Regions from separate parts of the Homo sapiens genome. Here all the other regions are linked to region 1. The links are chromatin loops, found by intact Hi-C in ENCODE. Cell type or tissue: IMR-90. All regions are shown on one strand.

Region 1 (8,000 bases):
CATCCTCAGATAAAGCAGTGCTAATCAACTGCTGTGGTGGATAAAGATAAGCACACAAAGACTGTGATGATGTTTCCCTCCCTTTTCATAATTAACTTTCGAATCTGTCATGCTTTTCAAGGTCTAAAATAAAATAGTAGGCAGTGAAAGTTTGATCATCAATTGCATTTAATAACACCAATGGATATTAGATCTTACTGTTCTATTTAATATTTTACTTACTTTTTATTTAAACTTCAGATTCTATCAGATTCTATATTTTCATGCTGTTTCATTCTTAAAACGCTTTCATTCCCAATTCAGGGATATTTGTAGATTCTTACTATTTGAGTGCATGAGTTAAACCTTCCATCTACTGGCTCACTAGGAGGCCTGTCCACCATGAGACCAATCCAGTGCTGAGCCACAAGCTGCAGCAACTGTCATGGTGGAAGAACCCTATGGCCACATTTTGATATTTTTTTCTTCTTGGCCACTTCTTTCATCAGATATTATTCTACAGCTGCCAAAGTCCACACTGCCACCACTGTTCATGGCACACAACTCTAGACCAGTTTGAAATTAGGTGTTCATGTTCAAATTCTGACCTGATCACAGGTCATGGGCCTAGTGTGGAAGAATAATTCAATGTCATGTGGTACAAAACATGGCCAACTATATAAGCAATCACCTGTAAATAACTCTTGAACCCCTTTGGAAAGGAGTTGTGATCATGACAGATTACATTACTGACCTTTCCACTACAGCATACTATTCAGTACAGGGATCTTTTGACACAGGCAACCAGTTTATAAAACCAACATACAATGTGCTTAAAAAGATATTCAATTCATCCATGCTCAAATGATGAAGGCTTGATTCTGGAAGCTTGACCATGAGTGACTGAACTCTGTCGTAGAGAAGTGGCACCTTTCTGATCTGAGTCATAAATAGTGGCATAGGATATGATTTCAAGTTCAAATTTTGTAGCATTGAATTCAAATTTATCAATAAAATATATAAACTCTTCAAGATGAAAAACCTGTGTGAAGTTCACCAGTAGACCATAGCGAACACAAATTGAATATCCAAGCCTGAATGCAAAAGTGATTTCATAGCTCCAGAGCTTTATCCTGCAAACCAATAATAATAATAATAAAAACTATGCAGCTGGAGTGGTCAGGTCCTCTTCATCACTGCCAGGGATTCCTAGCTGGTCTTATTGCAATTCTGGGTTCTCATAACCACTGCCACTAAGAGTGGAGCTGGAGGCATAAGCAAAGGACAGACCAGTGTCTCCAACTCTCTTATACCTGGGCACTGAGCCTCCACAGCACCCACAAACAACCCAGTAGCCCCACGGGATAGGGCCAATGCCACAGCCCACAGGTTATGTGCTTTTTATGTTTTCTGTTTGCAATCGCACTGCAAATTACAGAGCCTTTGTTAATGTTGTCATGACTGAAACACTGATGAATGATTTGAAGCCATTTCCCAAGAAGCATGAAGAAGCTTGTCATTCTGGCTTAACACCCAAACTTGTTTGCAAAAACTACTTTAACCTTCTAGTTTTCTCTAGATTTTCTCTGTCCGGAACCCAACAATCAACTGCAGCAATCTCTCTATGTCTCCCAACATATTTTTGTAATATTCCCCCACAAGGCATGGAACTTCTCCATTTCCAACCTCCTATTTTAGGGAAATGTGAGTTTAGAGAGTTGATAGAAGCCTCTCCAAAAGAGTGGTTTCTTCCTTGGTTCTGGTATATTTTCTTGTCCAAGAATATCCTTGCCAGGCAGATCATTTCTGCCCCTCTTTCTCTATACAGAAGGAAGGCTAAATGGCTCAAGGGAAGGGTCATAGCATTTAAAGTCTGGCAGACGGTTGTGAGTGGTGTGACTGGGGAAATGTTATTCAACTTCATTGTACTTCAGTTTTCTCTATAAGACTTAAACTGGGGATGAGAAATAGCTAATGTAGTGTTTGGCATGGAGCAGGTATTCCAGTGAGGGATATATATTGATTAATATATATCAGTGATGAGGAGTTAATATATTGAATATATATATATGTGTGTGTGTGTGTGTATATATATATATATATAGTCTAGTGATTGGTCTATCTGGTTAAAGCCATACCATTGGATACCTCTTCTTGGATTCCTATGATAAACTAGATAGATAGATAGATAGATAGATAGATAGATAGATAGATAGATGATAGATACATAGATAGATAGATAGATAGATAGATAGATAGATAGATAGATAGATAGAGTAGATAGACAGATGGGTTCAAGAAAGAAAAAGTTATTTTTAGAACAGATGGGAAACACCTGGAAGTCACTGAACCCCTGCCTTCCATGGGTCTATAAAATAAGCCATCTTAAGCCAGCTGTGGGATGGATAGAGCCACTGATTTGATCTGGCCCCTGAAGCTACCCAGAAATCAGAGTTGAGCTAAAAGAGATACTGAAGAGTTAGCAAACATTCCTTCTCCATCTTAAAATTTGACTGACTGTGGTCTGGCCAGTTAGAACCCAGCTGGAAAATGGAAATATCTCCTAGTATATGAGGGAAATATTCTGCTTCTCCCTGCAATGACATATATTATAGATGATATATAGGCATCATATATATTATACCCCCCACACACATGTTTACATATAGTAGAACAGTAGTAGGAGTTTTTGTCATTTCTTTGCCAAACTATTTTCAAAGTGCCTTAGAAACTGAAAAATCACAGGAATGTAGTATTGGGAATCTGAACAGCTAGATTCTAACAGTAGCATACTGGTAAACCTACTCTCTTGAAAAAAAGAAAAAATGGTTTGTAGTGTTTGCTGATTTCTGTGGTGTAAATATTCCCACAGTGGCTGATTTCAAGCTATCAACCTGACATCATCAAACACAGAATTGGGAAGAGAAGAGCATAGCTGGCTCTTGTGAGCTGGTACAAGCCAGTTCTAACACAGTAGTGGTTCTAAAATAAGACATGTGTTTTGTGAACCAAACCTTACTGTCTAGGTTTCTATTTTCTCATACGTACATCAAAAATTAAACAAGACTAAAGTTTTTCAATTTAGATGTTAATAATAATTATACACACACACACATATATAAATATATTACACATGTATATGCACACAAATGTGTGTGTATGTGTATATACACACATATATATACACATATGTTCTTTGCTCAAAGAAACTTGAGAAACTGTAAAGAAAATTAAGTAGATTTCTTTATAGCAGGACCTCTTAGAGACTTTAATACGGTGATTATGTAAGAGGAAGCTATAGTATTTAGCTTTTCCTAAACATTTTTTTATGGCATAGCTGTTAACAACAACCAGACCTCTGTGTTTGATATTTTTGCAGCTTTGAAATCCAATTTAAAAAAAAAGAAAAAGAAAGAAAGGGGCCTCAAAAAGTTACCACCCTCTTCCCCATGCACACTTTCCAACTCCATTCCTCGCTTTTAAGTTAGGGGAGCTAACTTTTGTTGCGTACCTACTAAGTGCTGCATCTGAAACTCAGCTATACCAAGGTTTTCTACCCGGAAAGACAGAAATTATCTCCTACTCAATTCTATATTAGAAATCTGAGCTTCACTAGATAATTTAGCCAAAGCCATAGTTTGTTTGTTTGGAGTGAAGGAGGCAGCGAACACTGCCAGTCAAAAAGTACCTCTCCCAGGGAGCCTATTTAGAAACAAAAGTGAAATCTAATTCACATTCACATAACCATAACCGCAATCGATCCTGTAGGTGGAGAGCGATTTTAGCAATAGTGACACCTTGTGGCATTATCTGCCATGGCTCATTAGCCAGGAAGGCTAAAAGAGATTCCTTTCCAGACAAGTCACCCACTGAAAGCGGTGGAACCAAAGTGAAGAGTGCTGAGAATTTTGCAGGGTTATCATTTTGTTTTTTCTGAAATAACCTGAGATAAAAGCAGCAGAGCTGTCTTTTTTTCCTCCTTTTCTCTTATCCTTAGTTCTTTTCTTAGATTCCTATGATAAACTAAGAAGCAAGGAAGTATACATTTATATCCTACTCCACCTATATCCAAAACAAAATAGTCCATTTTAAATGCAAAGGTGACTGTTTATTATACAAAACACTAATGGCCTTAATTTCCATGGGACTTGCAGTTTCTGGGAGGTTCTCTGTATATTCTTTTCTTGTGTTTTCAGAGAGACTTCAGATGCTGCCTAATAAGAAGAAAAAACAAACACATTTTTCTAAAGCAGCCAAAGTGCTTTTAGGCTCTTAGAAGATAACAGGGCTGCTGTCAAGTCATTTGAAGAGACATCTGGAAGGCAATTTTACAAAGATGAGGGAAAATAGGAAAGCCAAAACTGGACAATAGAGTAGAGAAAGAGGAAGTTAAAAAAAAAAAAAGGACTTTTACCAGCCTTTTATTGTAAGACCAAGGACATACACTGGATTCTCAGATTTCACAAGAAGCCAAAACATTGTTTAAAACTTCCATTTGAAATTCTAGAGTGGAGAATTAAGGATGCATGTGAACTTGTTGCAGATTTTCAGGGGTTAAGGCAGTGGGGAGAGAAAAGGTTTAAATTATGCAGAGGCACCATGACTCAGAAGGCAAAATAAAGAAGTGGAAAATGAATGTTTGTGACTTCCACTTATGTCATGCTGCAGGCACATCAACTCTCTGAGCTTCTGTTATGCTACCCACAGAAAAGAGATAAATACCTAGAGGGAGGCAGGACAGTCACAAAAAAGACCAACTCTAAAGCCCTTTGTTTAGCTTGGTGACCTGGTAACTGCACCTGTGCCCTGTCTCCTTGGTTGACAGGGGATAAAGATGGTGATGGGAGCTCAGAACAAGGGAAAAAGAAAATAGGACTTAAGGGAGACGTAGAAAGGTTCGGAATGAAAGAATGGGATTAAGGGAAGGAAGCAAACAAGCAAGGAGGCTTTGTGAGTACTGTCAGAGACAAGAGACCAATGAAACTATTTTCTCCAAGTAAGTCTTGCTTCCAATTACCTGTAGAGAAATCTGTCCTCAACATCCCTGGATGAAGTGGCCGGGGGCAGTGAGCAGAGGAAGTTGAGCAGGGATTCCATGTTTCTGAACTGTTTCTCATATTCTTTTTTTCCACTAGAATATTCTTCCAACTCTCATCTCTCATTCAAAACCTTAACTTGTCTCTCTAGTAGCACCTCACATGACTAGTAAGCCCTTTCGAAGGGGTATGCACACCATTGGATACCCCTTCTCAATAATGGCTTGGCAAACACTGCAGAGCACCCACTGTGCACCAGACACGCCAGCAGCACCTGGATGCAAAGGATGAAGTCACAATCCCCTCAGCCCTCCAATTAGCAGCTCACTCAAGAATGCTCTGAATCTCCTTCCCATTCTACATCACTGCATCTCTCTTGCTGTTCTTACTACTGTTATTGGAAACAATTGCTTTCTTCCCAAGACAGGTCCTAAACTACACTGGGGTAGAGACAGTGTTTCCATCTTTGCATCTCTCTCTGTGCTGTCCCAAAGCCATTGCACACAGCAGATGCCTCCTGAATAAATGATCATGTATTTGAGTTGAATGCCTGACTGACTGTGAGGTTAGGACTTGTTGCTTCCATTCCCAAAGTGCTACGCTCCAACCTAGTGAGATAGAGGTAGTGATTTTCTCATTGGCTTGTGGCTAGGGAAGGCTAAGGTTCAGCCAGCAAAGAGATTTAGCAGGAGGGCCAGCCAAAAGAGTGCACCAGGAAAATGGAGGTCCGTGAGTAGATAACATCAGATTGGTTAGGAGGCAAAACAGAAAGCGAAGTGGACCCAACCATCCCACCACAAGTGTCCCGCCTGCCCTCGAGCTAGATCTGAACATTCCTTTATTCTTCCTGTCTCCAAACCTATTCCTCATGCCCTAGCCCCTCTGGGCAGCTCTTCTTGGTGGAGTAACAACAGCTGCTATTCTAAGTACAGGAAGCTGTCTTGTAAACAGTAATTTGTTCATATCAAATGTGTAGGACTAGAAACAAGGTAATACATGATAACTTTAATTAACACATTCTCAGATAAGACAGCCCTATTTTGAAACAACAAAAAGAAAAATCTTCATAATTCATCCTGAGGAAATAAAGCTCCTTATAACAAAACAACCAAGTTATCTATCAGAAGCTGCCAGGACACTGCCCCTTAATCAGCAGGAATGGGTGGCCAAATGCCCTGTGTGGATGGAGAGCGGCAGCCAGACCGGCTAATCAGTAGATCCCCGACGTCGCCTCACAATGCAACGTCTACCCACGGATGCTTCTCTGACCTCAATTCCCAATCTTGTCTCCTCACTTCTCTTTTCTGTCATTAGAAAAATCCAAGCCAATAAAGATATTTCATTTTCTTTTTTTTAAAGAAAGGCATTTCAGAGATTGGTAGTAGAGAGACAGCAAACAGCAAAAGACCCTGATCTCCTCCTACACTTTCTGCTGTGCCTCTCTGAGCATGAAGGCCAAACTCATTTAGTCCCTTTCAGGCAGGCCATTTCCCTCAGGATAGCGCACTTGGTGTAAAGGGGTCTGGAAGGCCAGCGTTCAGTGATCTCCAGGTACCTGAAGAAGTCCTAGTCGCCTCCACCGGTCACCTCCGCCCTGTGCTGACTTGTCCAGCTGTTTCCTCCATGACTGAGTGCAGATGACATTGTTCCCTTTCTCCATTCCAAGGTTCTCAGAGGCATTGCCTGTGGTTGACAGAACATTTTGTACCATTTTAGTTGGTAATGAGGGATACTTTCAAGCTAGAGTTATATAGTTTTCCCTTTCTTTGCAGATGTCCTATAAGGCTATTTCTATGTATCTTATTCATTTTTTGCTTGTAAATTATTAATATGAATGATAGATACCCACTTTAGAAAAATGTGAATCCTAAAAAATAATATAAACTGGTAATAAAACTCCCAAAATCTCACCATTAATTACTAAGCTACTAACGTTTCTGTAATTCTACGTTGAGGCATCCATTCTGTCTCCCTTTCTCTCTGTTCCTGAATACAGCAAAATGGACAGGTTATTCTATCCAATCTCCAGCTCATACAGATTTTCTCAACTGCATTGTATGGAGACAGAGGAATACAGAATTGAGCACCAGGAAAGTTTTAGGGCCCTTTTATTCCTAAGGCCTCCACCATGAACTGGGTTTATGGAGAAGCCGCTCCTCAACACAAGTACCATTTAGGAAATTCTTTCCCTATTTAGGTCACCTTCCCACTGGCCTCTTAATATCAATATACGAGTTGTCAGAAAACAAAACTACCATGGCAGAAGAAAGTGACAGGTGCATAAAGTACCAAAATATCTCAAAGTTTATCAAAAATCCTGCCTCAAGTATGGAAAGTGCAATCCATTTTCCTTCCCAGGGAATATGTAGCAAAAGGATTTTCTTCTCAAATATTCATTTTAAGATAAGGAGCAGGGAGACAGAGATCTATATGCATTTGATTTGGGATGGTTTCTTTGAAGGTTATTTTGGTGGAATTGTCACTTTAAAGCTATGATGTCCTTTTATCAGAGCACAATGAATGAATGTAAATGGCAGGTAGTCTTTGGCAGAGAAAAATTTCCAGTTGTCAGAGAAGGAAAAAATGTGCAGAGATACACCAGAAGAGCAAGTTGGGTAATAGTGGAGATGCTTCTCTTCCAGTTATCTCTAAAAGGAAGTTTGGTATAGTGAGGATTTGAATTTGTTCAGCCCTTTTTCATCAGAGTTTTTCACATTATCAAGGAGGAAAAGTAATAGAATAAGTCCTCTGCTGACAGCCTTCCTATCCTGTGGCTTATTAGTGTGTATGTTTCACTAGTAGGGCATAGAATAAAGATTATAGGGAGGGAACACAGGAATAAAGTTAAGGAAATAAGCTTTCGGCATGTCTGCCTAGGGTTGAAGCCAGCTTCCCCGTATACTTTTTGAGTGACTTCACCAAGTTGACTGGTCTGGTCTCATCTATATAAGGATAATAAAATGAGTTCTTACCTTATAGGGACAC
Region 2 (8,000 bases), 170 kb before region 1:
CAGAATCACTTGAACCCGGAAGGCGGAGGTTGCAGTGAGCAGAGATCGCGCCATTGCACTCCAGCCTGGGCAACAAGAGTTAAACTCCTTCCCCTGCCCAAGAAAAAAAAAAAAAAAAGAAAAGGAATCTTAGGTAGGTAGTTACAGGAAACAAATGAGCTCCTGAAAATTGCCTCATGATTGTTTTAACAGATTAAAACAAATATCAAATGAACCAAGAGCGTCTGAAGTGTACTTTCTTTAAAGAAACCATAATTTCAATGGTCAAAACAGTTACTATGCACTTTTTAAATTTATTTATTTATTTATTTATATTTATTTATTTTTTTGTAGAGACCGGGGTCTCGGTATGTTGCCTAGGCTGGTCTCAAACTCCTGAACCTTTGGTCTCAAGTGATCCTCCTGTATCGGCCTCTCAAAGTCACTCTATAAATTTTAGAAGAGCAGACTTTGAAAGGTAACCTAGTTTACTTACACGAAATAAAAAAGCAGAAATAATGTGTTTCTTGCAAAAATCACAAGATAAAATAAGACCAGAATCCTGATCTTTTTTGAGTTCAAGTTAGTATTAGCTCAATTCCAGTTTAACTGCCTTCAATGTTTTATTTTTCTTTATATAGATTTTTAACAACATAACAAATCACAAAAATTGTCAAAACCTTGTTTTTCCTATTTTTGCATACCAAAGTAAAAATTTCATGGTTGTTACTCTTTTATAATTTAAAAGTGAAAATGGTTACTTTTATTTTTATTAACTAATTTCTATAAAACATTTGTGAAACGACAGTGGGCTAATTAATCAAAGTTCATTGCTGGTTGCACCTGTCATTTTTACTAAAGAATGGTTTCTACTCATACTACTTGTAAAATAAATTTTACCGGGGTACTATGTAAAATATAAGTAAAAACCTAACAAAACATTTGGACACAGCTAAACAAATTTTAAAATTTATTTATTCAAAATTTTTGAATATTGCTGATAAACTATTTCTGCAAGTATACATGAGAAATTGCTTAACATGGTTCTTCTCTGGGAGGTAAATTCGGTGTCTAGGCATAGAAGACTACACATCCTTTTGTTTAAAAAAAAATATTCTCATCATTTTACTATTTAAAACCAAACAGGGCCAGGCGCGGTGGCTCACGCCTGTAATCCCAGCACTTTGGGAGGCCGAGGCGGGCGGATCACGAGGTCAGCAGATCGAGACCATCCTGGCTAACACAGCGAAACCCCGTCCCTACTAAAAATACAAAAAAATTAGCTGGGCGTGGTGGTGGGCGCCTGTAGTCCCAGCTACTTGGGAGGCTGAGGCAGGAGAATAACGTGAACCCAGGAGGCGTAGCTTGCAGAGAGCCGAGATCGCGCCACTGCACTCCAGCCTGGGTGACAGAGCAAGACCCCGTCTCAAACAAACAAACAAACAAACAGGAAACCAGCAACAATAAAACCTTTTTCAGAATCCTGTGTGATCATGCAATTTCAACATTTTGCAATTCACTTCAGTTTAATCAATTTACTTAAGATATTAGAATATGAATTATTTAATAACAATAAAAAAGACTAACAAGTATTTTGTTTCTAATACGTCTCATAATACGATGGGAAAAGTTAAAGAACCAATATGGGCTTATAAGTATTTATCCCTCTAAGCAACTAGATGATTTCATGGGAAAGAAACTTCAAAGCCAAAATAATTATATTTTTATGACTTAGAACAAACACACATTAACAAAAAATTAGTCAGGCGTGGTAGCGGGCGCCTGTAGTCCCAGCTCCTCCGGAGGCTCAGGCGGGAGAATGGCGTGAACCCGGGAGGCGGAGCTTGCAGTGAGCGGAGATCGTGCCAGTCACTCCAGCCTGGGCGACAGAGCGAGACTCCGTCTCAAAAAAAAAAAAACAAAAAAACAAAAAAACAAAAAAAAGAACAAAAACACAATAATTTATTTAACCAATTTATTTAACTTAGGTGCTGAACCTATTTAATTTAGGCCACATTCACGTTGATTACTTTCACTAATTTAAGGTATTTTTGACCAACCTTTTAAATTTAAGTAATAGAAAATTTTAAAAATGAATTAGTGCACAAGACAGATATGGACATTTGTCTAGTCTCCCTGCTTATTTACAAGTAAACTTCAGTAGATGCTCTAACTACTCTGAGCTTGGAAAACCCTGGTATTTCAAATATTGAAAGTGAAGCTCTTAAACATTTTCTTTGTGAAAATGATTTATCATATATAGACATACCAACACAATTAGAGACACAACATAGCTTAGCTGATTCACTACTTCCCTGCCTTACTATACATTTTACAAATTAGAAAACCAAAACTAAGAAAAATTAAATGACTTCTTCAGTGATGGCCTGTGGCAGAGCTGCAACTACACGCCAGGAGTATTCATTAAGTGGTTCATTGTTTTTTTCATTCTAATTTATTCATTGAGGTTGAGCGGAGCGTGGTAAGAAACTAGGAACGAACAAAAACTCCTGCTTCCTAAACAGGGAATGGTCATGGGTGTCTTGGGTCAGCTACTCTGAAATATTAAGTTAATATTTCACTTGCCTTTGACTCTGTGAGGCAGGAGGTTATCTCTGGAAAGAAAGAGAAATATCCAACTGCTAGGGAAGGTTTCTTACATTCATGTTTGATTTTTCTTCTACTCTTTTGACCACCATCAACAAGACTTTAGTTACAGTTAAAGGGAAAGTTTTATTGCATGTAAACTTTTTTCACATCGGACACTTTTCCTGGCTTTCCAGAGCAACAGCTAGATAAATAGTGCTTGCCAGAAAGTGGAGAAACTAATACTAAATGAATCCACTGCCTACATCCAGGAAGGTTCAGGAGCCAGGAATTCAAAATCCTTGGTGTCAAGTGTCACCCAAAACTTAGGGTTGGGGAGTGGAGAAAGGCTTTCGGTTAAGAACTCTAAGATTCCTGCTTCTGTCTTCTCTTATATCATCCTTTGATGCACCCCTCTACATAACATTCCCCCGGAAAAATAAAAAAAATACAAACTCTGCTGCTGTTGAGGATGCAGATGATTATTTAATAATAGAAAATGTTCTTGCAACTTGTAAACGATATTCACACCCTGTTGCCCCCTCCTCGCCCAAAATGTATAAACCCATATTAGGCCTCGAACAAGCCGGATGGACACAAATGAGCAGAACACTGGTGGGTATTTCTGGGATTAGGGCTAAGCTTCATTTTCTTTTCAGCCTTTTCTTAAGCGTCCGCATTCTCCACTATGCATTTATTACGTTGGTGCAAAACTAATTGCACCAACCTATATATGTAATTAGAGAAAAGTAATTACTTTTGCAACAACCTATGTATGTAATTAGGGAAAAGCTATATCTAGCATATTTTTAAAACTCTTTGAGAGGTGAAGGGTAGTTATTTCCTGCTGGGTAGTGTACTCCTTTTCCTAGCTTCACAAACAAAACCCGGATGTGACTTGGAAACGGAAAAAAAAAAAGGAGCGGGGGTGCGCGGAGAACACAAAGTAAAACTTCTGCTGTTCCCAGTCCTGCAGCCCCAGCCCAGCCGTCCCCCGCGGGCGTGGCAGGTCCTGAGTCAGGGCCTGTCCGTGGCCAGCATCCCTGCTGGGCGATTGAGCAGCGGGAAGCTGCTTGGACCCAGTCTCAAACTTAACCCTCATCTAGCACCCGGGCAGGCCTCCTGGGTTGCAGGGACTTGAGAAAAGGCAGAGTTCTCAGGTCCTAGGAAGCTGGGGCACGCTGGCGTGACAAGCGTCCCGGAGAAAGCCAAGCCCTCGGGGAGCTGGGGACCGCAGCAGGGCTGCAGTCACATCCTGCGCGGGTGGGCGGCGGGCCAGGCCTTCAGTTGTTTCGGGACGCGCCGAGCTTCGCCGCTCTTCCAGCGGCTCCGCTGCCAGAGCTAGCCCGAGCCCGGTTCTGGGGCGAAAATGCCTGCCCTTCACATCGAAGATTTGCCAGAGAAGGAAAAACTGAAAATGGAAGTTGAGCAGCTTCGCAAAGAAGTGAAGTTGCAGAGACAACAAGTAAGTTGGCTGTTCCGGAATATTTCCTTCTCTGAAATGAAGCAGGGTCCGATTTTTCCTGCTTAGTAACAGTAAAGCAAATAGTTTAGCTTATTTTTCCCCCTTTTTGTAGCTTCTCTTCTCACCACCCTTTGGCAGTGCCTGGGGACTGCCAGCTGATGTGGGGAAATCCTAGGAGGTAGAGGAGGGAGCAAGGATCTGATAAGTAATTTAAGGCCAAATGTCCTAACTTTTAAGATGCCTAGGAAGGGGAAAATAGACAAGAAATCTTGCTTTCCATTAGACAGCTGTTTTTCAAAACTCACTTGTAGGAAAAAAGCGGATAGCTACTTGGTTCTTTGATCTTTTACACTACTAGAAAGGATGATATTTGAAAGAAATTTTCTAAAACCGTATTTTAAAGTCTTACAAGTACATTATTTAATTTTGAATTTCACCAGTGGCCTTCAGTGATATGCAAAGAACAGTCCACCGAAATTTGGGAACAAAATATTAGAATTTCTATATTTATTTGTAAATCTCATCCCTTTATAATTTTCACTTTATGTTTTATTAGTATGCGATTAATACAGTAGTATCTGTACTTATTTATAAATAATTATACATACACTGTGGTGCATATGAAAAATTTTTTTAGTGATCACAATTTTAAAGTTTTAGAGACTATTGATAGAGATTACCATTTCATTGAGAACATATGACCCAGTATTCAATATTCTCCACTGAAACGTCTCGGGAGTTTTATAAGTTTTACTTCAATTTCTTACTGGTCATCAAGACCTTCCTTCAGACACTAATCCCTCTTCCTGTTTTAACTCAATCAGGCATCCTGTAGACTAGGAAAGGTCTTTGAATAGATATTGTTTAAAGATAATTAACCTTTCCTCTTCAGCAAGAAAATTTTGAACTGATCTTATTTATTATGGTTTAGCACTAGAAAAAATTAAGAAAAACAATGGAAATGAAGCGTTATAATATGCTCACTTGCCTTCCTGTTCTAGTTATAATAAATCTGTTAAGGGCAAGAGTCTTCACTGTTGAGTGATGATTAGAAGATGCAGGCATTTTTGTGTTTTACTTTTTACATATTTCTTTTCTCAAATTTAACCTTTCACATCCAAATCCCGGCTCTTCCTAGCTTTTATAATGAGCTGTCCCTTCTATCATGTTAAGGGTTTGTAGCTTTAAAAACACCAACGCGTTTAAAGGGGAAAAAAAGGAAGTTACACTACCCAATCAATAAGCACGCTTCTTGAAACCTTAAGGGACCCATTTTATGGATGGCGAAGTTCCCAGTACAGCAAGTGCTGGCCACTTAGATATGTTCACACAATAAACCTTAGGAGTTACATATTAAACAGAGTTTCATATGCTGAAGTACAGCATTGTCTATGCAAGGTTCTAATATCTTAATATTTGGTATCACTGTGTAGAACTTAGGAAAAAAGACAAGCGTCTTCTACTTACTCAGAGTTTTAAGTTAAGTGATGTGGATGCAACCGACTATGTAAAAATTGACTGTATCATTCATTAGCAGTTTCTCCCTGCTAGCCAGCCTGACCCTTTAGGACACGGCCTGTGGCATCAACTTCCCACCTCCAGAAACCTCAAGTGTATGCCAGAGGGAGAAAAAACTTTGGATATATGTAACCTTAGGAAATACAGAAAGAGGCATCTAAATCTCAACAATAATATTAAGACATTTGATTATACACTTGGAATTATACATTATTATTGCTAGGCAAGCATTGGAATGTTTAGAGATCATTCATCTCCCTCACTTTAAGGATTAAAAAAAACTTGAGTCCCACAAAGGCTAACTAGCTCCACATTTAAGACCACAGAGATAGATAGTGATAGGGCAGGTACTAAAACATTCTTCTTCTCATTCCCAGTCCATTATTCAGTCAATAAATAGTTAACATCTGGGCTACGTGTTCAGTCCTTAACTTAGGCCCAGACAAAACTTGCAAGTTGCATTCTGGCTGTAGTTAAATGTTTATCAAACATGTCCTCTTGATTATGGAAGGAAATGTATCAGAGGAGCAATTACTCACATTTGGAGGTTACAGACCTCTTCTGAAACCTAATGAAAAAACCTTGTAAGAAAAGATTCAATGTAGGGAGCATGTATCTTGCTGAGAAATTAACCTGGGACGACAGACCCTAAATTATGACACGTGCATTATCAACTCTAAAAATTCACTTAAAATGCATGCACTCTGAATGTCAACAAACGAGAGCAAATGTTACCTGAAAGAATTGTATTTGAAAGATTTTATTTTGCCAGATTTTAAGTCACACAACTACATCACCTAGTTTTCAATTTGAGGTCAGAGGCTTCCACACTGATTTGCAGAGGATAATCATTTGGGGTGTGGAAGTAAAATGTTAACATTGCTATTTCTGTTTAGTTTTAAACCTCACCCATTTATAATTTCCAGTTTATGTTTTATAATTTTGCATGATGTATTAACAAAGCAGTGTCTGTACTTATTTGTAGTTAAAAATTATATTCATTTTGGGATACACATGCAAACATGTTTTAGTAGTAACCGTTAAAACAGTTTGAGGTTACTAATTTAGATTACTAATTCAATGGGAACATTTGCCCAGTTTTCATAGGTCTCCATTTAAATTTGCTGGTGCGGCCTGGCGCGGTGTCCCACGCCTGTAATCCCAGCACTTTGGGAGGCCAAGGCGGGCGGATCACGAGGTCAGGAGATCAAGACCATGCTGGCTAACGTGGTGAAACCCCGTCTCTACTAAAAATACAAAAAATTAGCCAGGCGTGGTGGTGGGCGCCTGTAGTCCCAGCTACTTGGGAGGCTGAGGCAGGAGAATGGCTAGAATCCGGGAGGCGGAGCTTGCAGTGAGCCGAGATCCTGCCACTGCACTCCAGCCTGGGCAATAGAGCAAGACTCCATCTCAAAAAGAAATAAATAATTAAATTAAATTAAATTTGCTGGTACTTCTGTAATTTTTACTTTAAATTTCTTACTAGCAATACAGGCCTTCATTAAAACCCTAATTTCTTTTCTTTTGTTTTTATTCTTTTTTTAATTCATTCTTGCAACCTGTCTTTTAAGGATAGATAGACTTTTTGAAGAAACTCTTCTTTTAAGAATAGACTTTTTGAAGACACTATTCAATTTTTTCTCCATCTCAGAAAAAAATTTATTCTCAGATAAGCCTAATAAGTCTCAGATAAGTCTTTTATTATGATCATTGCCCTCATGCAGCAGGAAGAAATTCTGAGGAGCAACACAGAGTGCGATATTTGGACAATTCCAATCTTTCCAGAATCAGGCTTTTTCCAAAGCTTCTATCATTTCGTGAAATTTCAGAACATGGCACACACCCATAAGTGAGAATCGTGGCATTACACACCCCAAAACATTTGGGGATTATCTACTACTGCACCTGCTCACTAGCATGGAAAATTAAAATAAGAGTATATTTCAGTTCCTAAAATATTGTAGACATGGCATAATTGTATTTTAGCAGAGGAAGGAAATCATATGAGACACAATGGAAAAAAACTGCTGGAGATGATTTATTTAATGCAGTGACTTTCAAACATTTTTTAATTTGACCAACGACCAACAGTAAGAAATATATTTTACATAGGTTGCATCATAGGTATAGTAATAGAATAAAAATATTAGAGTGCAGAGCCCAGATTTTATATATGTATTATATATATAATATATACACACACACATGCACATATATATGTAAATGTAAAAAAATGTTTAAAAACTTATTGTATTCAATTATACTTATTTCATTAAGGCGTAGGGACAAAGTTTAAACAACCCTAACCTAATGTATTCTCTTTTTTTTCTATACTTAAGGTGTCTAAATGTTCTGAAGAAATAAAGAACTATATTGAAGAACGTTCTGGAGAGGATCCTCTAGTAAAGGGAATTCCAGAAGACAAGAACCCCTTTAAAGAAAAAGGCAGCTG
Region 3 (8,000 bases), 370 kb before region 1:
AAAAACACTGAATAGCCTAAAGGTATTAATTCTTCCCAAGTAATTTATAGTTTTAATGAAATTATAATCAAAGACCTATTTTGGATGTAGACAACATAATTCCAAATCTATTTTGTAGAATAAAGTGATGAAAAGACCTAAGAAAATGTTAAAAATGAAGAATGATTAGTCAACTTCCTCGACAATAGATTTAAACATTTGTAGAATTAAAAGTTTTAAAAGAATATGAGCTTTACACAATTCTGGGCAGGGAAATTAATAAACAGACACATGTTGACTTATGGCAACAACTTAATGTGGAATGAATAAATTAGTTACCAAATGGTTTGAAGGAAATACTTAATCTCATGCCTTACAACAAAATAAATTCCAGATGCATTAAGGGATTAATTTTTAAAGAATAGCGTACAAATCTACAAGCTATGTGTTGAATTTATCTTTATGAGAGGAAATTTCTGACGTAGAAACCATGGGAAACATAAACAAAGCGGGGCTTATGTAATAATTCGTTGCACAAACTCTGAAGCTGGTCCTCTGGACTCAAATCCCAACTTTAGAATTTGCTAGTGGTGTTATCCTGAACAAGTTAGTTAACAGCTCTCTCCTTCCATTTCTAAGATTTTAAATATGGAAAAACACAGTGTCCACGTCACCTGGATTTTGAGGATTTAATGGGATAACCGATGTGAAGTGCTTAGAATAGTGCTAGGTACATAGTAATTGCTAGATAAGTGTTATTATTTTTATTAGACTTGAGATATTAGATAAAGACTTAAAGCAATGCTAACATTAGAAAATACTTAGAATTTAAAGTGTAAAGTGTTAGGTGAAAATTTTCTGGTTAAAAAGAACAAAAAAAGTAGCATAATTCTAATTGTGTATTGAAAGTTATTTATACATATTTTAAAAGAAATCTAGAAGAAAATATCCTGAAATATTTCCAGTGGATAGATCTAGAGAAAAATGCAAGCATACCTTTTTTCATTGTCCTTTGCTTTATTGTACTTTGCAGATATTGCATTTTTCACAAATTGAAGGTCTGTGGTAACACTGTGTCAAGCATGCCTATAGGTGCTGTTTTTTCAACAGCATGTGCTCACTTTGTGTCTGTGTCACATTTGTTAATTCTCACACATTTCAAACTTTATTATTATTATTATATCTGCTATGATGATCCAAGATTAATGATCTTTGATGTTACTCTTGTAATTGTTTTGGGACAGCACAAATTGTGTCCATAATGATGGCACACAATCTATAAATGTTGTGTGTGTTCTGACTGTTCCACTGAGCAGCCATTCCTCCATCTCTCTCCTTCTTCCCAGGCCTCCTTATTCCCTGAGAAACAATATTGAAATTAAGCCGATTAGTAACTCTACAATGGCCTCTAAGTGTTCAAGTGAAAGGAAGAATGACACATCTCTCACTTTAAATAAAAAAGCTAGAAATGATGGAGCTTAGTGAAAAAGGCATATCAAAAGCTGAGATAGGCTGAAGGACTTCTTGTATCAAACAGTTAGCCAAGTTGTGAATCCAAAGGAAAAGTTCTTGAAGGAAAATAAAAGTGCTACTCCAGTGAACACATGAATAATGAAATGAAACAGGCTTATTGCAGATATGGAGAAAGCTTAAGTGGTCTGGATAAATTAAACCAGCAACAACATTTTCTTAAGCCAAAGTCTAATCCAGAGCAAAGTCCTAAGTCTCCTCAATTCCCTGAAGGCTGAGAGTGGGGAAGCTGTAGAAGAGAATTTTGAAGCTAGCAGATATTGGTTTATCATGTTAAAGGGTAAATAAAAAGTATCCATACCATAAGAGTGCCAGCTAAAGCAGCAAGTGCTGATGTAGAAGCTGTAACAAGTTATCTGGAAAATCTTGCGAAGATCATGGATAAATGTGGCTACACTAAACAATAGATATTCAATGTATACGAAACAGCTTTATATAGTATTGGAAGAAGATGCCAACTAGGAGTTTCATAGTTAAAAAGGAGTAGTCAATGCCTGCCTTCAAAGTTCTAAAGAACAAGCTGATTACCTTGTTAGAGGCTAATGCAACTGGCAACTTTTCGTTGAAGCCCATGCTCATTGATCATTCTAAAAATCCTAGGCTCTTAAGAATTGCACTAAATCTACTCTGCCTGTGCTCTATAAATGGAACAACAAAGCCCGGATGGCAGCACATCTATTTATAGCCTGATTTACTGAATATTTTTATCCCACTGTTGACACTTACTGCTCAGAAAAAAAGATTCCTTTCAAAAGGAATCTTCTCAAAATATTATTGCTCATTTACAAATGTCCCCAGTCAACCAAGAACTCTGATAGCAGTGTACAAGGAGATTATTGTTGTTTTCATGCCTGCTAACACAACGTCTGTTTTACAGCCTATGAATCAAGAAGTATTTTTTACTTTCAATTCTTATTAATTAAGTAATACATTGTGTAAGGCTGTAGCTGCCATAGACAGTGATTCCACCAATGGACCTGGGCAAAGTAAATTGAAACTCTTCAAGAAAGTATCACCATTCTAATGCCATTAAGAACATTCATAATTCATGAGAAGAAGCTGAAATATCAAAGTTAACAGGAATTTAGGAGAAGATTTCAACCCTCTTATATAACTTTGAGAGGCTCAAGGGTTCAATGGAGGAATCACTGAAGATATGGTGGAAACAGCAAGAGAACTAGAATTAGAAGTGGAGTCTGAAGATGTATCTAAATTGCTACAATTTCATGATAAAACTTCAGTGAATGATGAATTGCTTCATATGGATGAGCAAAGAAAGTATTTTTTTGAGATGGGATCTACTTCTGGTGAAAGATACTGAACATTGTTGAAATGAAAACAAATGATTTAAAATATTATGCAAACTTAGTTGATAAAGCAGCAGCAGGGTTTGAGAAGTTTGACTCCAGTTTGAAAGAAGTTCTACTGTGGGTAAAATGCTATCAAACAATATCACATGCCATAAAGAAATCTTTCATGAAAGGATGCATCAGTTGATGTAGCAAACTTCATTGCTGTCTTATTTTAAGAAATTTCCATAGCCATCAGAACCTTCAGCAATCACCAGCCTGATCAGTCCGCAGCCATCAACATTGAGGCAAGACCCTCCACCAGCCAAAAGATTATGAGTCACAGAAGGCTTAGATGATCATCAGCATTTTTTTAGCAGCAAAGTATTTTTAAATTAAAGTATATATTTTTTAGACATAATGCTATTTCACACTTAATAGACTAAAGTATAGTGTAAATATAACCTTTTTATGCACTTTGGAAACCAAAAACCTCATGAGACTTGCTTTATTGCAATATTCACTTTGTTGCATTTGTCTGGAACCAACCCACTAATACCTCTGAGGTATGCCTGTATTGTGTCTAATTTATTTTCTTATTACTTATCAAATTTTCCACAACAAGCATGCTTCTCCTTGCGTAATCAGAAAAGAAGTTATTACATTTTTTAGAAATGAAATCATTTAAATAATGAAAGAAGAATCACCCAATTTTATTTCAGAAATAAAACAGGAAGGGAAATTAAAGAGTAAAGGGAAAAGAAAAAATATTTTCTTGGGGTAAGGGTTGTAAGAGAAAAGGAAAGGTTTGTGCATATGTGAAAAAAGATTACTCAAAGTAGTATCAACCCAATTGTAGGTGTTAAGAGTTCAAAGATAGGAAGCTTTCTAGGGCATCAAAAACCCTCTAAAGATTTCGGAACTGCGGGAGGTAACATCTATCAAGAGAATTCGCCAGGGTGGCCGCCAGGGGTCTCCTGTGGACCAGGAAGCCTTGACCTAGGATAAGTCCATGGTTTATGAAGAGAGAAGGAGCCTGTCTTCATGGAAAGAGGGGAATGAAAAAGAAAGTCTTGTCCATATTTACGCGGCATAATCTTACATCCTAGAATCAATGAATGCTAGACCAGAAAGGAACTTGATGGATTTTCCAGCTTGGACCTCATTTTAAGATTAGGAAATTTAAACCCAGAGAGGTAGTGAGGACTAACCTGAAGTTACACAGCTGGTGAGACACACAGTTGGATAATACTACAGATATCATGGATGACTTTTATACCATCTTACACTGTTAAAAACTCAGAGACAATCAGTACATAGAATTGCCGCACTGCAACCACAAAGTGATTCAGGTGTTGAAAGTACTGATCTTTGGTATTATTTTCACATCATAGTAATGGCATATAATGTTTGGAAACATATTATATGCCTATTATAACTACTTCATATTATAATGTAGAACTTAGCTCAATTTTAATGTTCAAGAACTGTCAAATAAATGTCCATTATTCATTGTTTGACAGTTATGAATACTTTCTTTTCCCTTTCCTGGCTTAGACATCTTCAAGAATTAATCATTACACTCAGCTTTGTTGGTAGTGAAAAGAAAACAAGTGAAAATCTCAAAATATACCACTTTAAATATGCCATCCCTGTTAAATGTCCACATTTACACACCTGCATTGTGTGCAACTCTTTGGATTCTGTCCTCTGCCTGCATCGGGCTTCCTATATCCTTATCGCTTTCAGCCTCTCCTTTCTCCCATCTCAAAGATTTATCCGTACCTCCCTACTGGTGTCCCCTGGATCCTCATTGCCCAGCTTCCTCCTCCCTTGTCAGATGTAGCCTCTTTACTGTCATTCATTTGTACATCCATCCAATCCACAAATATTTCTTGAACTCCAGCTATATGCAAGCTCTTGTGCAAGAAGCTGTGGGATTACACAAAGCTGTGGGGTATTGTCAGAGATGCTTCTTCCCCACCTCCAATTCAACTTTACACCTCACAGGGTAAGCTGTAACAATTACAGATTGCTTTGCGGCCAGGTGCAGTGGCTCAGGCCTGTTGTAATCATAGCATTTGGGAGATCAAGGTGGGAATATCCCTTGAGCTCAGAACTTGATGACCAACCTGGGCAACATAGACTGTCTTTACTAAAAATTAGCTAGGTGTGATGGCACACATCTGTAATCCCAGCTACCCAGGAAGGAGGCTGAGGTGGGAGGATCGCTTGAGCCTGGACATCCAAGCCTCAGTGAGCCATGATCACACCACTGTACTCCTGGACAACTGAGAAAGACTCTCTCTCTCTCTCTCTATCTATCTATCTATATATGCATATATATAATATTATATATATAATACTTTAGATAACTAAGTTACATACTATATATATAACTATGCAAAAGTTGGTCAGACTGGAGTAGTGATGAGAGTGATAATGGCCAACAGTGATTCAGAATCGTTTGACTCTATTGGACGAGGGGACTGGTTAATAGAACTAACTAACCAGAACTATTTTGTTCTGTTAACCCATCCCCTCATCTAATAGAGTATAAACCTCAATATAAGCTCAACTAGGCTGAGTAAGGCCAAACAAGCAGTCCCCTAGTGTCAGACCAGAGAGAAAAAGTGATGAGAATTTTAAAAATCTTTGCAATCAATGTCAGTGGTGGTTGAGAAGACCTTCTGAAGGGAGACTATGTGATGAAGGATTACGAAGTGAAAGAAATGGTCAGCATATTGTTTCCATTGAAAAGACAGAAAATCTTAAATCCAAGGTCATGTTCCTGGCCTTGCTACTGACCTGTAGGCAACAACTCACTGAGTTTCAGACAGCAAGTCTCTCTTCTAACAAACAGCTGACAACACCTCCTCTTAAGTATTACCCAACCTCTGGCCCCAAAGCACTCCTCAGTCCTCCAGTGCTACAATAAGTCATAATGATTACTCAAATGAAATAGAGATCTTTATGAATGAATAAGTTGCGGTGGTATGAGTTTTGAAACCACATCCCAAACCACATAGTAGAGAACAACAAAATCAGGTCAACCCAGGTGCACTAAAGAGAACTTGCAAAGCCCTTAAACCTAGGAAAAGGAGGGAAGGAGAGGAGGAGAACAGGGAATAAGGGAGGAAGGGAATGAGGAGAGAGAGGAATGAAAGAAGGAAGGAACAAAGAAAGGGAGGGAGGGAACCAAAAGAAAGAGAAAGAAAAAGAAGGAAGAAATGGGGAGAAATGGGGAGAGAGAGAAAGAAAGAGAAAGAAAAGGAGGAAGGAAGGATGGAAGGAAGGAAAAGAAGGGAAGGAGGGAGGGAGGAAGGGAGGGGGGAATAGAGAGAGAGGGAGAGAGAGGAAGGGAGTGAGGGAAAGATGGAGAGAGGGAGGAAGGGAGGGAGGAAAGTTGAAAGCTTGTAGTATTTGCTGATTTTCATGGTGTATTTCCATCATATCCAATTTGTTGAATATGGAGTTCAGAAATGCTACCTGCAATTGCCTCTTGAGAGCAGGTTTGAGCTGGTGCCCACACCACTGTCTATCACTTTAGCCCTGTGAGTAACTGTCACTCATCTGTAAAATGGTGATAGCAATTTTGGCGTTGCCATTTCAAAAGACAACTGAGGAATTATTTGCCAGGGAAAAATATTTTTGATAACTAAGTTACATACCTTATAACAAAATTATAGCTGAATTAAATATTAGAGACTGAAAAAAATTAAGATAAATTATTCATGAATGTTACATAGTTTTTCAGCAAAATAACTTCCTATGAGTGATAACAAGAAAGCTATAAAGGAAAAGATTGAGGTATTGTATGGAATGAAAAGAAATTCTACTTTATGGCAAAAATATTATAAGCAGAGTTAAGGTTCATAGATACTTCTGCAGAAATTAAGAAAATAACATTAATGATTTTATACTATAATATTCCTCATGATTTCTGCTTTCTTTTGTATGCATGGTTATTATGTAATTCATACAATACAGTTTGAGGTCAGCAGACATTATAATCATCAGATGTCAAACTGCACAATCTGAGTCTCAGAGCTGAGTTGCCCAGCTTCTAAGTGTTATTTTTAGGGAAAATAGGAAATAATTGCTATTTCTGGATTAATCACTATGTCTAGGCTTGCAGTGATAAAAACAGAGGATAAACTGAGCCAATTTCTTTTGTTACTCAATTTGAATATCACTGAGGAATCCTAATAACTTGGAAGAGGGTCCATGCTAAATAAGAATTACGCGGGTGATGAAATCTGTGTGCTGGCAAGGAGTCACTAATCATTACCAAGCATTTACTGTCATCACTTTGGTTCTTTCTTTAATTTTCTGATGTTGAATTATTGTCTTAAATAATCGAATTGAATCATCCAGTGAAGGTATGGAAAAGATTTATCATTATGACATAGTAGTGCTATGTTTCCAATGGGTGTGACATTTCAATATTTGCTTTATTCAGTAATTTTTTTTACTATGTACAAATGTACAGGGATATTTAATTAATCGATGTGATAGAATGACATATTTCCCACAAATTACCGTAAGCAAGCAAGCAAGGAAAACAAACTCACAAATTATTTCCTAAATTGGGATAATATAATTAAAATTAACTTTACAATATAATATATTTCCTCACTAGAACAAAAACATAACAAAATTTAAAAACTCTTCGAGCATAATAAAGGACTTAAAAATACACATTTAAAAAAAAATTTAAGTAACTATCAGAAGGAAAGAAAGAAAATAATAATCTGCCACCAGGAGACTGCAACATTTCAGTGACTTTTTCCACCTCTCCTTCCTCCAAAACTAAAGATTATCTTCTCCCTTCTCAGCAACAGGCGTTTGAGAAAGGAGAATTCTAAAAATGAGGCTAGGAAGCAAGTCTAGCTTAGAAAAGGAGAGGAGGTGGGGGAAATTTTGGTGAATGGAAGAGTTAAGAGGAGTGAGGCAATAAGGATGACTAGATATGGGGAGAAAGTAATAGAGTGTGGGGTTGGAGTACGTATCCTGGCAGGCAAAGGAACTACCACATGGATATATGATGGTTAAAGCCATGAGGCTTCGTGCTAGTGGATGATGAGCATTGATGAGTTATCCCAATTGGGGTTCCAAAATTAACAGTGCACACTCCTTCTCCTTTTCCTCTCTTCATTTTTTACATGAATCTGATTACTCCTTCCTCAGGGTTCTATGTGT

The links. Hi-C counts contacts between places; a loop is a spot of excess contacts. Peaks named below come from ENCODE experiments on the same cell type or tissue, not always from the same donor. Only the 100,000 strongest peaks of a DNase experiment are listed, where the experiment ranks them.
Region 2: a loop joins it to region 1, with 4 times the contacts of the local background. A loop is called at or near these places in 3 of 110 quality-filtered maps.
Region 3: it touches region 1 in a loop (10-fold over the local background); 21 of 110 quality-filtered maps call a loop at or near these places.

Annotation. Positions count from the first base shown.
Region 1 is chr7:94,084,173-94,092,172 of GRCh38, forward strand. It overlaps LOC124901812 (a long non-coding RNA gene), which reads right to left and starts at 5,629. Exons shown (of 2, transcript XR_007060642.1): 1 at 4,997-5,629; 2 at 4,066-4,193. In IMR-90, a CTCF peak has its summit at 3,781 (motif pointing left); a DNase peak (open chromatin) is centred at 3,779; H3K4me3 peaks cover 256 bases; H3K27ac peaks cover 370 bases.
Region 2 is chr7:93,918,204-93,926,203 of GRCh38, forward strand. It overlaps GNG11 (G protein subunit gamma 11), which reads left to right and starts at 3,532. Exons shown (of 2, transcript NM_004126.4): 1 at 3,532-4,030; 2 at 7,888-8,000. The coding sequence starts at 3,935. The region is part of intron 1 of LOC105375402 (a long non-coding RNA gene); the gene reads right to left. RefSeq lists an enhancer at 3,134-3,769. In IMR-90, no CTCF peak of the experiment used is centred here; DNase peaks (open chromatin) are centred at 3,588 and 3,878; H3K4me3 peaks cover 3,909 bases; H3K27ac peaks cover 2,995 bases.
Region 3 is chr7:93,711,656-93,719,655 of GRCh38, forward strand. MIR4652 (microRNA 4652) reads left to right here and starts at 5,273; the gene lies at 5,273-5,350. In IMR-90, a CTCF peak has its summit at 3,774 (motif pointing right); no DNase peak of the experiment used is centred here.